Regions from separate parts of the Homo sapiens genome. Here regions 2 and 3 are each linked to region 1. Evidence: chromatin contacts called from ENCODE Hi-C or POLR2A ChIA-PET data. All regions are on one chromosome and are shown on one strand. The core of a region is the stretch at or near the end of the contact, and the rest is flanking DNA. Distances in the headings are between cores, read along the strand shown.

Evidence for each region. A loop is a pair of places that touch in the nucleus more often than their neighbours do. ChIA-PET counts read pairs that join two places held with the same protein, here RNA polymerase II (POLR2A). Pooled maps may share reads with other maps.
Region 2: a pooled map shows a loop between it and region 1 (8-fold over the local background). The contact joins the promoter of MBD3 here to the promoter of POLR2E in region 1. A Hi-C loop is called at or near these places in 1 of 37 single-sample maps with no recorded cell type and 5 of 50 pooled maps. POLR2A ChIA-PET finds 5 or more read pairs at or near these places in 4 of 52 experiments (BJ, H1, OCI-LY7 and 1 more).
Region 3: a pooled map shows a loop between it and region 1 (3-fold over the local background). The contact joins the promoter of PWWP3A here to the promoter of POLR2E in region 1. A Hi-C loop is called at or near these places in 5 of 50 pooled maps. POLR2A ChIA-PET finds 5 or more read pairs at or near these places in 3 of 52 experiments (AG04449, B cell and HEK293T).

What each region holds. Positions count from the first base shown.
Region 1 is chr19:1,094,125-1,097,194 of GRCh38, forward strand. POLR2E (RNA polymerase II, I and III subunit E) reads right to left here and starts at 1,251. Exons shown (of 8, transcript NM_002695.5): 1 at 1,135-1,251. The coding sequence starts at 1,191. RefSeq lists enhancers at 1-437, 1,195-1,284.
Region 2 is chr19:1,591,328-1,594,397 of GRCh38, forward strand. MBD3 (methyl-CpG binding domain protein 3) reads right to left here and starts at 1,538. Exons shown (of 7, transcript NM_001281453.2): 1 at 1,195-1,538. The coding sequence starts at 1,304. RefSeq lists enhancers at 1-551, 1,929-1,978 and silencers at 789-888, 1,029-1,328, 1,489-1,538, 1,609-1,678.
Region 3 is chr19:1,353,388-1,356,457 of GRCh38, forward strand. It overlaps PWWP3A (PWWP domain containing 3A, DNA repair factor), which reads left to right and starts at 1,572. Exons shown (of 14, transcript NM_001369789.1): 1 at 1,572-1,748; 2 at 2,937-3,062. The coding sequence starts at 3,006. RefSeq lists silencers at 1,231-1,330, 1,316-1,476, 1,361-1,650, 1,711-1,780 and an enhancer at 1,373-2,258.

The DNA.
Region 1 (3,070 bases), core at 1-2,500:
CGGCCAAAGCTCGTGACCCGGAAGTCAGACCTGCGGCTGCTGCAGAGGACAGAGGTGAACAGCAAACGGGATGAACACTCACTGTGTGCTCCATGACAGCCACCCCGGCCCCCACAGCCTCACACCACAGGATGGGACCAGTATGATCCTGAGAGGCTCCCAGAGATGTCCAGCCTTGACCAAGACCGTCTGTCCACCCAGCCTCACAGAAACCTGGCAGGGAGCAAAGCCCTCCAAACCACTTTGCAGAGCTACCCTAAAGGCAGGGACAAAGGCGGGGCGCGGAGGCTCACGCCCGTGATCCCAGTACTTAGGGAGGCTGAGGCAGGAGGGTTGCTGGAGGCCAGTTCAAGGATGCAGTGAGCTATGATTGCACCACTGCACTGCAGCCTGGGCGACAGAATGAAACCCTATCTCTTAAAAAAAAAAAATGACAGGGACCGAAACAGATGTGACTTCAGGCTGACAATGTTTGAGGATCGGAGAAAGAAGAATCAGGCTGCGGGGGGCTTCGCTGAGGACAAGGGCAAAGGGTGGGAAGCAAGACAAAGCAAAAGCTCTCAAACGGCCCCAATGGCTGAGGCAATACCCTGAACCGCAGGTCCTCAGGCCTGTGCCCGGCTTCCAAACCGGACTCGACCCAGTGGCCTCCATCTGCCCCAGACCCCAAGGCACGGGTTCCGAGCTCCACGTCCCCATCGAAAGCCCCAGCTCGCCCGCTGCTTCCCAACCACCAACTCTGCCAGCCTCGGATGCTGAAGACTCCATGGGGTTCAGGACGCAAGGACAAATAGCGACGCTGAATCACAGAGAAGGGCAGAGTCTGGGGGCGCCCCCCGTCCCCATTCGCGGCTTCCTCCTCCTCTCGCCGCCACGCGCGCCGCACCAGCCCAAGCCGCCCACCCACCCCTAAGCACCGCACCCAGACGTCTCGAAACCCCCTCCCTTCCCCGCTGCCGGCTCAGGTCGGGTCCAGCGCCTGGTATCCCCGGCGACCTCTGGGCCTCCCGTATCGGCCCGGCCCTTCATCGCTGCTGCTCCGACGAGAGTACGAGGAGACGCCGTGCTCGACCCCACCTCGGGCCCCTACACCCGCCGCCCGCGCCCCCGCCCCCAACACCAGGCGCGGCTCACCTGCATGATGGTCTTGCGGATTTTCCAGAGCCGGTACGTCTCCTCCTCGTCGTCCATGGCAGCCTCCGCCGCCGCCGCCGCTCGCACCCCTTCTCCGCGCGAGAACCCGCGCGGACTGCGCCTGCGCCGAATCCGAATCAGGCCCCCTCCGCCTAACCCCGCCCCGCGCTGGTCTGTCGTCGGCGAATGCCTGAATGCAGCAACGTCTCGGATCGGCAGCGCCAAGGGCAGCCCGAGCCTTACGAGAGCGGCAGTTGGCTGAGCGAGTCTCTCGCCTCCGTAGTTCTCGTGTGTCTTTGGCCGCACAGCCTCTCGGGAGTTGTAGTTTCCGTTCAACTCCCACCTTGGAGCAACAGTTTAGAATCCCACGAGGCGGGGGCGAAGTGTGAGCGGGGAAACTGAGGCCTGGATGGGGTCAAGGGGCAGCTCGGCTCCTAGGGATGGTCTGGGAGCCTAGTGGGAACTCTATAAATATTTGTGCATCAAACTGTACAGGGTTTCCTCCATTGGCTCCTGGCCAGGTCAGGGTTAATTCCCTTGGGCCTCAGTTTCCCTACCTGTGCAATGGCAATAAAGTGTCCCTACTTTAGACGGTTAACTGAGAGTCTTAGGCATCTCTCTAGGTGCTTATTAAGTCCCCTCACCTCTGTCCTCTCCCCTGAGCGCCACCAGCCTAGCCTGGGTATCTCCCCAGCCTAGCCTGGGTATCTCCCCACCCCAGACTCTTCCTGTCTTTGCAAACCTCCTCACTTCCCCAGGTTCACGGAGAACCCCAGCCCAACACTTCCTGTGTGCAGGCTATCAGTAACTTATTCAGTGATGCATTCGTTAATTCAACATTTACTCAGCAACCTACAGTGATGGTGAATAAAACAGGCCAAGTATCCCTTGCATTCAGATAAAGACAGGATTTAGTAAAATATAATAAATAACGTGGCCGGGCGCGGTGGCTCATGCCTATAATCCCAGCACTTTGGGAGGCTGAGGCGGGCAGAGCATGAGATCAGGAGTTCAAGACCATCCTGGCTAACACGGTGAAACCCCGTCTCTACTAAAAATACAAAAAATTAGCTGGGCCAGGTGGCAGGTGCCTGTAGTCTCAGCTACTTAGGAGGCTAAGGCAGGAGAATCTCGTGAACCTGTAAGGTGGAGGTTTCAGTGAGCCAAGATCGTGCCACTGCACTCCAGCCTGGACAACAGAGCAAGACTCTGTCTCAAAAATAAAATGAAATGAAATAAAATAAAATAAATAACAACGTTAGAAAGTGACAAAGCTACGGAAGAAGAAAGAGCAGGGAGGCTAAGTGACATGGGGAGAATGGGAGAACTGCAGTATCACATGGGGAGGTCAGGGAATACAGTGAGGATAGATTCAAGCAAAAATCCCATTAGCAGTGGTGGCTCATCACTGTAATCCCAGCACTTTGGGTGGCCGAGGCAGGCAGAGCATGAGATCAGGAGTTCCAGACCAGCTTGGCCAACATGGTGAAACCCTGTCTCTACTAAAAATACAAAAATTAGCCAGGTTTGGTGGTGGGTGCCTGTACTCCCAGTTACTCGGGAGGCTGAGGCAGGAGAATCACTTGAACCCGGGAGGCGGAGGTTGCAGTGAGCCGAGATCGCACCACTGCACTCCAGCCTGGGTGACAGAGCAAGACTCCATCGAGAAAAAAAAAAAAAAATCCCATTGGGCGCGATAGCTCACACCTGTAATCCCAGCACTTTGGGAAGCTGAGAGGGGAGGATCCCTTTGTTGTAGTTTTGTAATTTTTAGTTGTAAGTCACGGACTTTTTTACACTGATATTTGAGATTCTTTTTGGGGGGCTGTCAGGGGCTACTTTTTTTTTTTTTCCTGACACGGAATCTCGCTCTGTCCCCCAGGCTGGAGTGCAGTGGCAGGATCTCGGCTCACTGCAAGCTCCACCTCCCGGGTTC
Region 2 (3,070 bases), core at 288-2,787, 500 kb after region 1:
GACGAGGCCCCACACATTGCTTCTGATCACAGCCATCCTTTCCCCGCTCACTTTTCTCACTTTATCTCCCCAAACCGGGACAGTCAAGAACCACAGAGGACCGAAGTGCACAGTGGACGGAGCGGTCGTTCTGCCCCTCCTTGGCTCGTGGAAACCACCCGCCCTCACCTGGGCGGTCTCCTGCCCACGACCCCGAGCTGTGGGAAAAAGGGGGACCAGCCGCACACCCCCCTTTACCCAGGTGCTCGGCACATGGCAGGCGTCCTCCGCTTTCCCCTCCTGGGGGACCTGAAGGCGCCACGGGACACTGAACCAAGGGGAGGGCGCAATCAAAGCTGGCCCAGAATCAAAAGCATCTTTCCCGAGCCAGGAAAAAAAAAAAAAAGAGGACAAACAGCAGGTGGCCGACTGTCTGGGACTTGGCTGCAGCAGGCGACTAAGTCTTTGTTCCACGGAGGGGGTTCCCTGCGACCTTTCAGAGCAGCGCCTTGTTCCAATTTGGGGACGGGGGGGTCTCTGAAAGCCTTCCACCACCAGTAACATCCACGCAAAGACTACCGTTAGGTGGGCTCGGAAAGTCGAAAGCCTCAGGTCTCCACCCTGAGGGGGCCACGACCCAAGAGGACCAGAGGCCTCGGAAGGAGTCAAGGGGAATACCTTTAAAAAAAGCAACGCTGCGTGGGAGACCAGTCACCCTGAGGCGCTTATTCCCAGGACTGGGGCGAGCCCAAGAACCCGTATTTTCACGCACGCCCTCCCCGATCCGCCCATGAGCCCTGCTCCCCGAAATCCCGGCTGGCCACCCCCTCGGGCTCCGCGCCACCCCAGGAGCGCCCCAAGAAGGCACCCCCTGCGTCTCACGGGAACCAAAGGGACAGCCCACCCTCCACCCCTGCCCCCCGGTAGCATCTGGCCGCCGCCAGGCGCCCCTGGCCCAGCGCGCACGAACAAAGGCCGCAGTCGCCGTCCGGCAGCCAGTCCCTGAACGGCCGGCCGAAAGCCATGCGGCCCAACAAGCGGCGCACGCGCACTGGGCCTCCGCGCGCCGGGCGCACACGCACGCAAGACGCACGCACGCACGCACGACGCACGCGCGGGGCCCAGGCCGCGGCCCGGGGCAGGGGCGCCGAGGCCGCCGCAGAGGCCGCTGGGAGGAGCCCGTTGAGGCCCTGCGCGGCCGGCGCGCTCATTCACCTATAGTAAAAGACATCCCTGTGGCCGGCCGACAGCCCCGACCTTCTGGGCACTTCTTCCCTCTCCCAGCCCTGCGGGAGCGCCGGGCACTCCCACCTCTTCCGCTCCATTGCGCCCGGCTCCTCGGCCCGCCGCCGGGCCCGCCGCCGCCGCCCGGACCCCCACTCGCCGCCGCCGCCTCAGCTGCCTCCGCTGCCGCTGCCGCCGCCGCCACTTGCCGCGGCTGTTCCGGCCCGCGGGCCCCCGCCCTCCGCCCCCAGCCGGGCGCGCGCCGGCTTTGCCGCCCTTTCGGCCCCCTCCCCGCGCTCGCCAGCCCCCGCTCGGGGGGCCCGCTCCGCCCACCCGCCCGCGCGGGGCCCCGCGCTGCGCAGCCGCGGCGCCATGCCCCCGCCCCTCTACGGCCCCGCCAATCAGCGCGCTGGGAGGGGGCGGGGCCTTAAGTGGCGTGCGCGCCTGCGCGCTGTGCCTTGCGAGCTGCCAGTGCCCAGCAGCTGTGCCCGGAGTCCGCGCGGCTCCTTTTACTGTGCCCTGTCTCTGCCGGCCGCCTGGTGCGCGTGCGCGGGGACATGCTTTCGGACTAGTGGGGTCCTTTCCTCCGACCTTTCTCCAGCCCAAGTCTTGGGGACTCTGGCCCAGTGACTGGACCTCGACTTCCCCGCCCTCCTGGTCTCCCAGCTTCCGAGCTTTTTACGAGCGTCCAAATCTGGGGGACTTCCCCCGTGACCACCCCTTCCACGCCCCCAAGTTCCCTCCAGTAGCTTTTTTTTTTTTGAGACGGGGTCTCTGTCACCCAGGCTGGAGTGCAGAGGCGCGATCTTGGCTCACTGTAGCCTCCGCCTCCCGGGTTCAAGTTGTTATGCCTCAGCCTCCCAAGTAGCTGGTTCCACGGACGGCTAATTTTTGTAGTTTTAGTAGAGACGGGATTTCACCATGTTGGCCAGGCTGGACTCGAACTCCTTACTTCAGGTGATCAGCCCACTTCGGCCTCCCAAAGCGCTGGGATTACAGGCGTGAGCCACTGCGCCCCGTCCAGCTGCTTTTTGAACCCTCAAAATCCAGGAATCTGAGCACCCCCCCCCAGCTCCCCGACCACCCCCTGCACCTTAGTCCAGCCACCATCTCTGGCCGGGAGAGTTCCAGGACCTTCCTGCGGAATCGCCCACCCCCTGTTGTCTCCCCTTAACCCCTTCCCCAGCCAGCCAGAGGGATCCTGAAATGGAAACGGGTGGGCTGCCCCCCATCAGTTCCCCCTGACAGCGTCGCTCCCAAGGCTAGGGCTGGGCGGGCCTGCACAGGTGTTCAAGGACTGAGTCTAGCTGCTGTGCTCCCCTGCCTCCAGCTGGAGAAACTGTCCTGGTTCTAAGGACTCTTTTGTTGACATTGGGTCCACCCGATCTGGGATGCTTTCCCATCTGAAGATCTCGTCCCATTTTCAAAGTCCCTTTAGCTGCAGGTTCCAGGGAGTAGGACAGGCACATTCATTTATTGATTGATTGACTGACTGATGGAGACAGAGTCTTGCTCTGTTGCCCAGGCTCGAGTGCAATGGCGTGATCTCGGCTCACTGCAACCTCCACCTCCCGGGTTCAAGTAATTCTCCTGCCTCAGCCTCCCAAGTAGCTGGGACTACAGGCGCCCACCACCATGCCCGGCTAATTTTTTTGAATTTTTAGAAGAGATGGGATTTGACCTTGTTGGCCAGCTGGTTTCGAACTCCTGACCTCAAGTGATCCGCCCACCTCGGCCTCCCTAAGTGCTGGGGTTCCAGGTGTGAGCCACAGCGGCCGACGGAACGGGCACATTTTCGGGATGTTGTGCTGACCACAGAAGCACTGAATAAATCAGGATGGATGGGTGGATGATGGTCGGATGCCCC
Region 3 (3,070 bases), core at 322-2,821, 260 kb after region 1:
AGCCATGGTGGTGCGCACTGTGGTCCCAGCTACTCCGGAGGCTAAGGTGGAAGGATCATTTGAGCCTGGGAGGTTGAGGCTGCAGTGAGCTATGACTGGGCCGCTGCACTCCAGCCTGGGCCACAGAGCCAAACTTCGACTCAAAAATGTAAATAAAAATAAAAAACAAGTGAAAGGTGAACATTCTCAACTTGATAAAGGAAAAAAAATCAGTCGCTGAGGTTGCTGGGATCGACCGAAGACACAAACCTTCTATTCCCGCAAATGTGAGAAGGAAAAAGAAGTTAGAGCCGGCTTTGCTGTCGCCCCTTCCCCTTGAAGAGTCGGGGCCAGTGCGTGACGAATGCTGCTGTAAGTCTTTTAATTTTTTCCTTTTTTGAGACGAAGTCCCACTCTGTTGCCCAGGCTGGAGTGCAGTGGCGCGATCTCCCCTTACTGCAAGTTCCGCCTCCCGGGTTCAAGCGATTCTCCTGCCTCAGCCTCCTGAATAGTTGGGATTACAGGCATCGCCACCACGCCCGGCTAATTTTTCTATTTGTAGTAAAGACGGGGTTTCACCATGTTGGCAATGCTGGTCTCGATCTCCTGACCTCATGTGATCTGCCCGCCTCGGCCTCCTGCTGGGATTACAGGAGTGAGCCTGTATCTTTTTTATAGAGATGGGGTCTCGCCATGTTGCCCAGGCTGGTCTCCAATCCTTGGGCTTAAAGGATCTGCCAATTCGGCCTCCTTTGCTTTTAAAGAACTGTGGGGGCTGGCGAGGTGGCTCAGGCCTGTAATCCCAATACTTTGGGAGGCCGAGGCAGGCCGATCACCTGAGGTCAGGAGCTTGAGAGCAGCCTGATCAACATTTAGTATTCTCTACTAAAAATACAAAAATTAGCCGGGTGGGGTGGCGCGCACCTGTAATCCCAGCAGGAGGAGGCTGCAGTGAGCTGAGCTCGCGCCACTGCACTCCAGCCTGGGTGACAGAGCGAGACTCCGTCTGAAAAAAAATCAAAAACCGCTCAGGGAAAGGCCTGACACTGATGGAGCGACCGCTCCGGGGCTCCCGCCACCCGCGGCTGTTTCCGGTGCCCCCCGGGGTCTTGGGACCCTCCCAAGGTGGGTCCTGCTCTAGTTCAGAAGCTTATGACGCCTTTGCGGGGATGCCTGGCTTTGGGATCGGTTGGGATCTGCTGGAATTGGGTCCGTGGCGCGCAGCTCCCGGGCTGGGAGGTGCCGTAGGACCTGGAAGATTCTCGAAAGTTCTGGAAGGTTCTCTCAGGGATCGCCGCGGGCGGGGGAGCCTGTTTTCCCACCGAGACCCGCGAGGGCGGTGTCCGGGGTCTGACTGCAGGACAAAGGGCCGGGAGCGCGGGAGGGCGGCGCCCGGGAGCGGCCACACATGCCCCGCCAACCGGTCTCCTCAGGCAGCACTCCCGGGAAAAAGGGGTAGACGCGCGGCGGAAGGGGCGGGGCCGGCGCGCGGCCGTGGACGCCGGAGAGGGCGAGGCCGGCGCTCCTTGGGAGCGCGCGCGTCCCATTGGGCAGCGGGCGGAAGGGGGCGGAGCTTGGCGCCGCCGCGAGGCAAGCCCCGCCCCCGGCCCCGCGGGGAGCGGCGGCGGCGGCGGCGGCGGCGGTGGCGGAGGCGGTGAGCGCGGGCGGCGCGGACGGCAGCGGTTGGCGGGCGGGTCCTCCGCTGTTGCGGCCGCTGCGGCCTCCTTGCCCGGGCTTGGGGCGCCGCGCTGGGGAAAGCCGGGGGCCCGGTGAGCCCGCGGGATGCGTCCCCTCGGTTCCGCCGGGCGGGGCTGAGGCGAGGAGGCCGGGCCTGGGGGGAGGGGGGGCCCCGGCCTAGAGACTCCTCCGGGAGCGCCCGGTCCCTACCGCCGTGGGTCCCCCACTCTGCCCGGACCCCCTTTTCCGCCCCTGGCGCCGTGGGCCCCTCACTTTGCCTGGACTCCTTTTCCCGTCCCTGCCGCCCGGACCCCATCTCTTGCTTGGACCCGCTCCCCCATCCTTGCTGCCTGGACCCCTATCTCCTTCCCTGGATCCCCCTCACGTCTGCCGTGAACCCCATCTCTTGCCTGGACCCCCATCTGCTTCCCTGGATTCCCCACCCCCAACCGTGAAATCCCCCATCCCTGCCACCTGGACCCTCCGCTCCACCTCCTCCGTGAGCCCTCGTTCTTGCTCCCTGAGCCCCCCCGCTTCTGCTGTGACCCCCTTCTCTGTTGCCTGAATCCCCCGTTCCTGCAAGCCGCAACCCTTCCTCCGCCATGAAATCTTGTCCCTGCTGCCTGGACCCCTACTTCTGCTGCTGCTGTGATCCCCTCTCTTGCTGGAAACGCCACCCCTACCTCTGCTGGGAACCTCCTCTTCCCTGCTGCGGGGACGCCCCCCTCCGTTGTTGCTAAATTCCACCCCCACCCCCAAACCTCCTTTTCATTTCTGTCAACAGCCAAGCCAGTCCTTCCCATTGATGCTGTGAACGGTCTGCAGCTGTCCCCGTTCTTTCAGGGACATGGCAGCCAAAAGAGCAGTCGTTTTTCCGCTCTTATTTTTGTGTGTGTGCTGTGGTCAACTGTTAACTCCCCAAATTGGGGAGGGTTGTGAGCTTTGATTGTGTAAAATGCCTCTCCTGCCGAGGTCGGAGGCAGGTCTTCCGCACGGAGATGATTTATTCAGGAGCCTTTTAAAACTGATCTAGATAGAACCTTTGGGAGGGACTGTGCTGTATTTTATTTATGAAAAAATGCAGGCGCCTCCCTGGATACCGAGCCCCGTCGTTTCTGTTTGTCAGTCTGCTTTTTGGCATTGAGCATCTCAATGCAAGATTGTGGAATTAAACCATCTACTTGAGGCTAAGTCGAGCTAACCTTTGCCCCTGAGGGCTGTGTCTGCGTTAACATCGCCAGCAAACAGTTGTATAAACCACCGTGCAAATTTCGTTCCAGGACACATTGGCGTGAGACCTGGGAGTACGTTGTGCCAAATCATTGCCACTTGCCACATGAGTGTAAATGATGGCGGATGCCAAGTATGTCCTCTGCCGATGGGAAAAGCGATTATGGCCTGCGAAGGTGACAGC